2 separate regions of the Homo sapiens genome follow, and region 1 is linked to region 2. The links are chromatin loops, found by intact Hi-C in ENCODE. Cell type or tissue: Calu3. All regions are shown on one strand. Links, peaks and the distances in the headings refer to the core of each region. The heading gives the core; the rest is flanking DNA.

The links. A loop is a pair of places that touch in the nucleus more often than their neighbours do. Peaks named below come from ENCODE experiments on the same cell type or tissue, not always from the same donor. Only the 100,000 strongest peaks of a DNase experiment are listed, where the experiment ranks them.
Region 1: it touches region 2 in a loop (4-fold over the local background); 7 of 110 quality-filtered maps call a loop at or near these places.

The regions. Positions count from the first base shown.
Region 1 is chr3:64,242,449-64,247,321 of GRCh38, reverse strand. It overlaps a transcript of PRICKLE2 not described here. Among named protein-coding and RNA genes, the nearest start is that of PRICKLE2, 19 kb to the right of the region's middle. In Calu3, for the core only: CTCF peaks have their summits at 2,596 and 2,797 (motif pointing left); a DNase peak (open chromatin) is centred at 2,721.
Region 2 is chr3:64,397,003-64,401,875 of GRCh38, reverse strand. No RefSeq gene overlaps it. Among named protein-coding and RNA genes, the nearest start is that of PRICKLE2-DT, 46 kb to the left of the region's middle. In Calu3, for the core only: no CTCF peak of the experiment used is centred there; a DNase peak (open chromatin) is centred at 2,455.

The sequences.
Region 1 (4,873 bases), core at 1,362-3,861, 150 kb after region 2:
TCACTGATATCTTTTCTGCACATTAAAATGCATGCATAGTAATAGTTGCTATTATCAAAGTATATTTTAGGAGTCTTCTGTTCAAATGGGGAAAAAGTATGATATATATAATTAAAATGTGTCGTCTATTCAGGGAGCCTGGCCTGCTAGAGGACGTTTTACTAGAAGGTGACCAGGCAAGAACCCTAGATTCTAGGGGCAGCTCGGCCAGTTGCTACCAGCACTGTGGCTTTGGACAAGTCACATGACCTGTTTTGGTTTCAGGATTTTCATCTACAAAATGAAATGCTTAAATATGTGATTTTTACAAAATGGACTTCGATTGAACCATGGAGGCTGTATTTCGGAGCTTCCTGTGAATAAGTATTGCTGAGAATGAATGAATGTGGCTACATCGTGCCCCTCCTCTGGGATTCCTCAGTGTATTAGAAGGCAGGATAGTCCAGGGGAACCAGAGAACTTTATGAGGGTACTTTCTACCAATAATTTTTGAAATGAAGGCAGACATGTAGCAAAGGAAAGTAAAACCTTTGGCTGTGAACTGGACCAAAGTCTTTAGACATATCTTAGCCTTTCATGCTTAAGCATCTAATTTAGTGTTCCTCAAAGTGTGATCCACATATCAGCAACATCAGTTTTACCAGCACCTGGAAAGTCGTCAGAAATGCAAAGTGTCAGCTCCACCCACCTCAGACTCGCTGAAAAACACATTGGGGTTTGGTCCACGGGCCCAACAATCTGTATTTAACAAGCCTTCCAGATGATTCTGTTGCACATTAAAGTTTTAGAAACACTGATCTAACTGAACTCAGACCACAGGCATTATCAAATAGAGAAATACGAAGATCAAAAAGAAAGAAAAGAGAATTTTATTCTTATGTTGGAAGGTAGGGTTGTGGGGGTGCTATAGGTTGGGTCACGGTTATCTGAGAAGATCACTAAAGTTTTTTCCAACTTCAGGGCTCTGTTTTTAATAGCATCGTCAAGATCCCTTGTACAGCGTTTTTTAAAGGTAATTATAGCAATGAGGTTTTCCAAGGAAGAGAGGTGTACAGTTTTTGTTTTTGTTTTTGTTTTTTTGAGATGGAGTCTTGCTTTGTCGCCCAGGCTGGAGTGCAGTGGGATGATCTCAGCTCACTGCAACCTCTGCCTCCCAGGTTCAAGCAATTCTCTTGCCTCAGCCTCTTGAGTAGCTGGGACTACAGGCACGCACCACTACACCGGACTAATTTTTGTGTTTTTTGCAGAGGGGTTTTGCCATGTTGGCCAGGCTGGTCTCGAACTCCTGGCCTCAAGTGATCCACCTGCCTTGGCCTCCTGAAGTGCTGGGATTACAAGTGTGAGCCACCACACCCAGTGGTTTTTAAATGATATTCAGGAGAGCTCAAACCGATAGGAAAAGTCTCAGTGAATTATCATTTAATGAGAGAGAACCCCATCTTTGCAGAAATAACTAGGTTATTGGCAAATTGAGAGCACACATGGTTATTCAGACACCTGGTCCTTTCACTCCTGCCTTCTTTTAAACCTAAAAGCTCTGAGACTAAATGTAGATTTCAAACCCTGGATCTTCAGCTGAACAATGCTTAGCTGCCCATTCCGTTGGATTTAAAACTTTCTCAGGAATCATCCATTGGTACAAAAAGAGGAATCCTCCCCCATGCCTCTCTGGATTTGAATGGTTGGCCCAGACAGGAATACTTACATTGCCTGGTCAAAAGCCCCAGAACTGCTCAGTGCAACCTCCTAAAGTCTGTTGCAACACACGTCACCTCTTCAAGGTTATCATTTTCCTTTAAGATCTTCTATTGTTATGAGGGCGGACACTGATTCCAAACAGAAGCAGCAATCTACATGTAGAATATGTGTTTCAGAGTACTCTGAATGCTCTGTCTAAAAGTGGAAAGATGAGACTGAGAGGTGAGGGCCACTAGCATTGAGATAGCCGTGACTACAAAAAAAGACTTCTAATCCAGTATTTCCCAGTTTTCCCAGCCTGAGAAACCCCATAATTCTTGCAGAGATAAGCTTTCCCGTCCTTCCTTATCTGACCCATCTAAACTTTTTTGTTGTAGAACACTTTCAAACACTAGAATTTTTGGCAGGACATTTTAAGGAATTGGAGTTGAGCTTTATTTTTTCTTGTTAAATCAAGCTTTGGAAAAATCGAAAAAAAATTCTAGCATTATCCAGTGAACACACATTTTTTCTCTTAGAAAAATCGGCTTGAAATTTTCTGTGCTTCTTACCTCTTATTAGTAATAATTTACCCTATTGACAACAAGTGGCTAAATAACTTAATTCCACATTCTTTAGATTGGTAGCGATGTTATGGTAGGCATCTATGATTGAAAAAATAATTTACACACATGGATCAAAACTTGGCAGCCTGGTTTTGAAATATTCGGGGTATATTCATGTGTGCTATGACATACTGGTTGAGAACCATTGGTCTACCCACAACCGCAGTAGAATCATACCTGTGTATTACATATGTAATGATACTGCTCTTTTTTGAGCCATGAGCCACTTGACCCAATTACCGTGCTATATTTCTGCTATATGTTGGTGACCAGATGAAGCCTAGGTCATGCTAAGTTGTGTTTTGTGGCATGTATGAATATATCCATTCCCATTTTTTCGCTTTCTGTCTCTCTCTCCCTGTCTCGTTCTCCCTCTCTATCAGACACACACACACACACACACACACACACACACCAGTCATTCACTTTTTCTCCTCTAGGTTTATCATAGTTTCCCCTTTTATCATCATCACCTAGTGGCCAACATCAGAATGTCTAGCATATGTTCACTAAATCCAGGGTAATTGAAAATCAGCCCTGGCCAGGGAGAGCTCCTTCCTAAATATGACTTGGTAATTATCCCCGACATTTTCAAGTGAGAGACTAATTATTGCATCAGTTACTACATAATTCCCTTTGCCAGTTAGCTCATCTTATATCCTCCCTGAAAATGACAAGACACAAATAAGTATACAAATTGGAGCATGTTAAGATGGTGTTTTTGCATTTGAACTGAGATTCCAGGGTATCCAGCCTTGGTTACCAGTGGCAGCACAAACATTTTCACTGAGTAAAATTAAACAGAAGGTGTTCCAGGACTGTGGTTGATTTCGACAGAATATCAAGGCCAAAATACGGTAACTTCCCAAATGCTATAAGGGTTGCTCTGAGCCACTGCTTTGATTCCATGCAAGTTAACATTTCTATTCATCCTGTTAGTTTTTCTGTTGTCTTTGATTCGTCATGGCATCAAACAGGTGATGGGTCTTCCCTGAAAGATGCAACTTTTCCTATTCCATAATTTGGCTGCCACAAATTGGAATACTAACAATTATGACATGAAAGAGCATGGGTAGTACAGAAATAACATACTAGGAGGCTCACAGATACCATTTTATTGGGGTAAAATGAGACAGGGCATTGAGAACAGTGATCAAATATGTATATTTCTTGGACAAGTAGACTGGGTCCTAACCAAAATTAGTCTTCTTGTTTCTGAGCCTCAGTTTACTCATCTCTGAGATGAAGTGATTAAATCTGTCATCTTCTAACATCGTTTTTCTTAATAATCATAACTGACATTATTATAGCACTATTACTATGTGTCAGGCACTCTGCTAAGGGCTTCATCTGCATAATCTCCTTTAATCCTCAGAATACTATTATCTGTCCCCATTTTACACTGAAAGCCTCAAAGAGGTTGAATAATTCACACAGCTAGTAAGTGACAGAGCTGAGATTTCTACCCAGGTATGACTGATACCAGAATCTGTGTTCTCATCCTCTACCTTATATGAACCCCAAAGTAGCATGTGACAAGATAGGATTTCTAAAATGATTCTAGACCACTGGTTCCCAAGGGGGGCAATTTTGTCCGTCAAGAATATTTGGCAATTTCTGGAGATATATTTGGTTTTCACGACTGGGGAAAGGGTGACCAGTGGCATCTCATGGATATAGGTCATGGGTACTGCTGAACACCATGCAATACATGGCACAGCCTCCAACAACAAAGAAATTGGCATGAATTGTCTATAATGTCAAGGTTGAGAAATGCTGTTCTAGGCCCAATAAAGAAATGGGTACATCATTGAAACTTTCTGTTTTCTACTGTCCACAGACAATTTTTTAAAAAGCTGTCTTCAAGGGATGACATTCCTGTTTTTAGAGTTTTTGCACACATGCACTTCATATTCCCACTCTCAGTACATGGTTGTATTTAAAAGCCACAGGTTTTGGTATAAGACAGACCTAAGTCCAAATCCCTGCTCTCTCACTTTCTGTTTTTCTTTGGGGCCATCACCTAAACTCTTAGGCCTCCTGTTTCTCATCTCTCAGATAGAAACAATTATTCTCTGTCTTGGGATGACTAGGATATAGTAAGTGCTCAGTAAATAGTTATCTTCTTTCAGCAGTGCTTCTCTTTCCTTTTGTAAATATCTCAGTCAGACTGTGCTCCTCTTACAGATGACCAGGTACACTCTTGGCCCCATCATTAATGCTGGCAGGGTGCACAGATTGCCATTCACAGACTGATGCTCACTGTCTTAGACACACAGGAACTGGAGTGGGTGAAGTGTACCCAAAGAGAAGCAGCTGTAAAGCAATGATGGCCCAATGTGAGTGTAGGGGGAGGAGCAGTAGAAGCCAAAGAATCTGGGAATCTTGGCCCCTGGCCAAGTCGTCCACTGAAGTGGACTCTCAGGGTTGGCTAGTTTTATTGTAGAATACATTGTTGCTCTATACTGTAAATGGAAAATTAACTTGTGTAACCAGTCAAACAATCTTTGTGATTATTTGCGGAGCATACCACCCAGATAAGCTGAAGATTTATGTATTTTCTTTTAAAA
Region 2 (4,873 bases), core at 1,196-3,695:
TCCACATTGCCTTTTAAAACAAAATTATAACTGTGTGCTATATGCTCTGCTTGCTGAGGTAGGCAAGGCTATAAAATATCTGGAACAATTACAAGTAAAAATGATTAAAGGTGGATTTCAAAAAGATAATCTGCAAATATTTGAAAAACTCACACATCTATTGGAGTTCAGCGACCAAAATAACTGAATATGAAGACTCAGCTCATTTGTTTTTCTTTGCTTGAGGAGAGGGGACTTAACTTGCTATTAGAGCCAGTGACTAGGCAAAGATCCAGAGAGCTTGTATAGAAGCTGGGTGGGAATGAGATGGAGAAAGAAGCTGCACTGCATCTCCTATCACTATCTTCTACTCTGCCGTAATGGCATCAGTTCACCCTCTTCTACTCTAGGAAACTTCTGGAATTTGGGTCCTGTATCAGTTAGCTATTGCCATTGTAAGGATGTGTAACAACTAATCTCAGAATCTCAGTGGTGTGCAAAACTAGGCACTTATTTCTCACTTGTGAGTTTGTGGATTGGCCGAGTGGCTGTGCTTCTCACATCTTTCATCCTCTTCCTGGGACCACCCAGGGTGTGCTCACCTTCTGGCAGGGATGGAGGCACAAGAGAGCAAGCTGGGAAACATGAGGCCTCCAAAGGCCTAAATTTGGAACTGGCACGTTGTCATTTCCACCCATTTGCTGTTGGCCAAAGCAAGTCATGAGGCCAAGTCAAAGGTGAGGAAGGAGTGGTAGTTATACTCCATGAATGATAGCCACGATGAGTAAAGGTGTGGATGCAGGGAGGTGTGAAAATTGGGACCAGTATTGCAATCTACTACAGGTTCCAATAACATGTATTTTGGAATTCATCCTTTTATATCAGCGCCTTTCCATTTTTGAGTTCATGGGCCCTTTTGTGAACCTGTTGGAAGTTCTGCACATGCTCAAACAAGTGTAGTCTACACCTAATTTAGCTTTCAGTTTTCAGGGAGTCTCTTAAGTTAAACCACAAGGCCCAAGTTAAGATATCCTGTACGGGAGTGCTGCCCTGCATGGTGCACTGTCTTCTCCAGGAGCAGGAAGGTAAGACAACAGGTGCTGTTTCTGCCCCTTCTCAAAACCTTCTGCTCTGCTGATTCCAAATGCTCAAACATGTTCAAATGCAAACACTCGGATTGGATGGGATCTTTTCTTTTCTCCAACATGAAGATAGCTTTATCAACATTTTTGACTATTGAAGAAAGTTTCTGCAAAGGTAATGGATAAGCAAGTGCTGCTCTGTTATAATATTTTTGTTGGATCACTTTAACAAAATGTGAAGATTAAGTGTTGTGAAGTGCATTCATCTCCATTCATTCAATGTAAAGAATAATGATGCCTGTTTTTGTTTTTGTTCCTGTGTTTTTCTTTCTTTCTTTTTTTTTTTTTTTTTTTGAGACAGAGTCTCACTCTGTCACCCAGGCTGGAGTGCAGTGGTGCAATCTTAGCTCACTGCAACCTCTGCCTCCCCATTCAAACTATTCTCCTGCCTCAGCCTCCCAGGTAGCTGGGATTATAGTCACCAGCCACCATATCCGGCTCATTTTTTTTGTATTTTTAGTAGAGACAGGGTTTTGCCACGTTGGCCAGGCTGGTCTCGAACTCCTGAGCTCAAGTGATCCACCCGGCTCAGCCTCCCAAAGTCCTGGGATTAAGGCATGAGCCACCATGCCTGGCCATTAAATGTGCTTTAAACACTCTCTTCTTCTAAGAAGTCATAGTCATATTAAATAATCATTTTTATAAATGTCTTTAAACCCTATGTAATTTCCCAAAATTATTTTGGATGTTTTTCTGATCTGTGAAGTCTCAAACTCTGAGAACCACTGATGTAGACTAACTCTCCTTCTGGAGCTGGAATCTTGAGATTTCTCTCCGTCCCTAAGGAATCATCCAGAATCTGTTTGATTACCTTGAGAGATGGAAGCTCATAATCATTGGTCAGCTGTGACCACTGGATCATTCTTTCTTATGTCAGTCTGAAATCCTCCCCTGGGTCGCTGCACCATAAGAGACATCAGAACAGCAGAGTTATCTTTAAGAATTTTCCAACCACTTTTAAATATGGGAAGAGGAGCAGACTTATTTTCATATGCCTATGGCTGTTTCCTTAAGCCTACCACTCTGGTATTTTGTAACAAGTTGCTATCTCTCTGAAATTTAGGGATGCTTCATGGGGCTGATTAGCCTTTATTCTACTTGTGAGCCCTTAACTGGCCTCAAGGTTGAGACAGCAGGGATGTGTGTGTCAGTCTGTAGCAACATCTCCTCTATCTCAGCTGCACCCCTAGAATTCTTCATTTGGTTGAGAACCCTTAGGGTTGCCCTTTTCCATTTCAGTGGGGACAGTGCTGGAAGAACAAGTCAGTGTCCTCCACTGGCACAGGTTCTTCCAGACTCTTGGACTCAGATCCCCTGCCTGCCCCAGGTCTCCAAACCAACACCTACTGCACTAATGAAAATTCACAGTAGAGGGCAGTCTCTCATGCATAACAAGGCTTCCTTTGTGGAGATGTGTATTTAATTGAAGAACTGATAGAAAAGTTTCTTTAATTAGGCTGACTTCATAAAGGGGAGACAAATCCCTTGCCATCCTAGAAGCCATCTTTTGTCTGTAGGAAAGGCCATTTTGTTTTTGAACAGGAGATTTCCCTCTTCTTATTTCCCCACTGTTGGGTCTCATTTGTGAAGTTCAAAGATAGAAGGGGGTTAATTTTAGAGTAGCCTTTCTGATTTTTTTTAAACCAAATATGCATGGTGGTAGGAACATTTGAACACACTGCAGCAAGACTTGCTGATTTCTCAATCTTTTTTTTTTTTTTGAGATGGAGTCTCTGTTGCTCTGTTGCCCAGGCCGGGGTGCAGTGGCATGATCTCAGCTCACTGCAACCTCTGCCTCCTAGGTTCAAGTGATTCTCCTGCCTCAGCCTCCCAAGTAGCTGGGACTACAGGCATGCACCACCACGCCCGGCTAATTTTTGTATTTTTAGTAGAGATGGGGTTTCACCATGTTGGCCAGGTTGGTCTTGAACTCCTGACCTCAGGTGAGCCACCCACCTCGGCCTCCCAAAGTGCTGGGATTATAGGCGTAAGCCACTGCGCCCGGCCTTCTCTGACAATCTTAACAGCTTCCCTGACTACAAAGGATAAGCCTGGAGAGGATTATTAATGCCAAACATCTGTTTTGCTTTTTATGGTCAGGCTTGTGCTGAGTCTGTCTGACACAATATTTAATAGTCACAGAAACCCTACAAGGGAGATCAGCTTGTGGTTATCATTTACAGATGGGGAGACTAAGATAGTGATATTGAGAAATTTGCTGTGTGACCATGAGCAAGATACTGGACTTCTCTGGGCCTTACCTTGTTTATCTGTAAAACAAAGACATTGAGATTAAATAGCTTCCACCATCCCCATTTTCTCTAGGCTTGGGACAAAATAAAATCAAAAACACTAAAGCCAGACTTACCATGGCAGTGGGATTGTCTGGGGGTGGAGGTGTTGATGTTATTGACAAGGAAGCAGGCCCATGCTTTTGTCATTGGTTTAAAATTCCTTGAGCCGAGCCTATGGCATGTTGGAAACCCAGCACTGGCTTGGTTTAACATCCATAAATGTTAAGACGCTGAGCCTCATCCAATTTTAGCAGTAACCTGCTTCAGTTCCCTAGGAATGTTAAAATGGGAACTGCGTTAGTGGCTCTGAAAGCCTGGCCACTGAGCGTATGCTTCTGCTCTTCCATGAAATGCAGAGGCGAATTGTGAATGTACTGAATTATACCAAGGAGATTAATTTCATTTTGTTCTTCCCAATAAAACTCACCAAAATGACCTGACTTGTCCCTTATTCTTAAAAAATTTCCAAAAAGGAAACAAAAGAACTTTTGGTGGTCAGTCTTGTTAGATGGAAGTTTTATTCTCCCAGGCATGAACCAACTGTCAGAAGACTTATTCTGAGCAGGTTTCTAATCTTTTTATATTCTCTCATACATCCCCAGCCTGGCCCTGGATGCTGGGTGCTGTTTAGCAGAAGTGGGATAGAGGCAGGAGTGAGAAAGCCATGCTTTCTGAAATACCAGTGAGTATACCTAGGTTGCGTCTGAACTCATCACTGATCCACACAGGTTATATATAACATGGCGGTGGGTGATTATTTAATGATTTGGGGGGGTTTACAAATCATATGACTAGAAGGAATCATTTTAAAGAGAGCAAAAAAATGATATGAGTGAGAGGTTTTTTATTGGTTGCTATATTAAGCCATACCATATGAAATTGCTCTTTGGTAGGGAAGGTCTGAGCTGGGGAAAATAAATTCAGGAATCATCAGCATATTGATGGTATTTAAATCTGTGAATGAGATCATTTAAGGAGAGAATGGAGCTAGCACTGAGGGCCGGCTCAAAGCCTGAGGCTCTGCAATGTTTAGAAGATTTACAGAGGAGGAGGAACGGCTAAGGAATTAGAGCAGGGGAAAATGTGTCCTTGGTTAAATATTCTGCTGGGGAGGTTTAACACACACACACACACACACACACACACACACACACACACGCGCGCGCGCACACCCCTACACACAGTTAGAGGTCCTGGTTCCAGCGTTTCTTTTTATGAGTGAATCCTCCCCTCCCAGATAACCTTGCCTGGCAAAGATGCTATTTTGTGAGAGGAAGCAGCAGGAGCTGTTAAGCTGAGATGATGATTCATTATCTGTTAATGGTTTCCCCCTGTGGTTTTTCTCTGTCCTTCAACCCCCTACCCCTTTTAGTGGAGTTTTCTTTGTGCTAGAAAATTCATCTCTGTAAAATCTCCAGAATTCTTAAGTCTTCTGGACTTTTCTTGACCCATGGAACA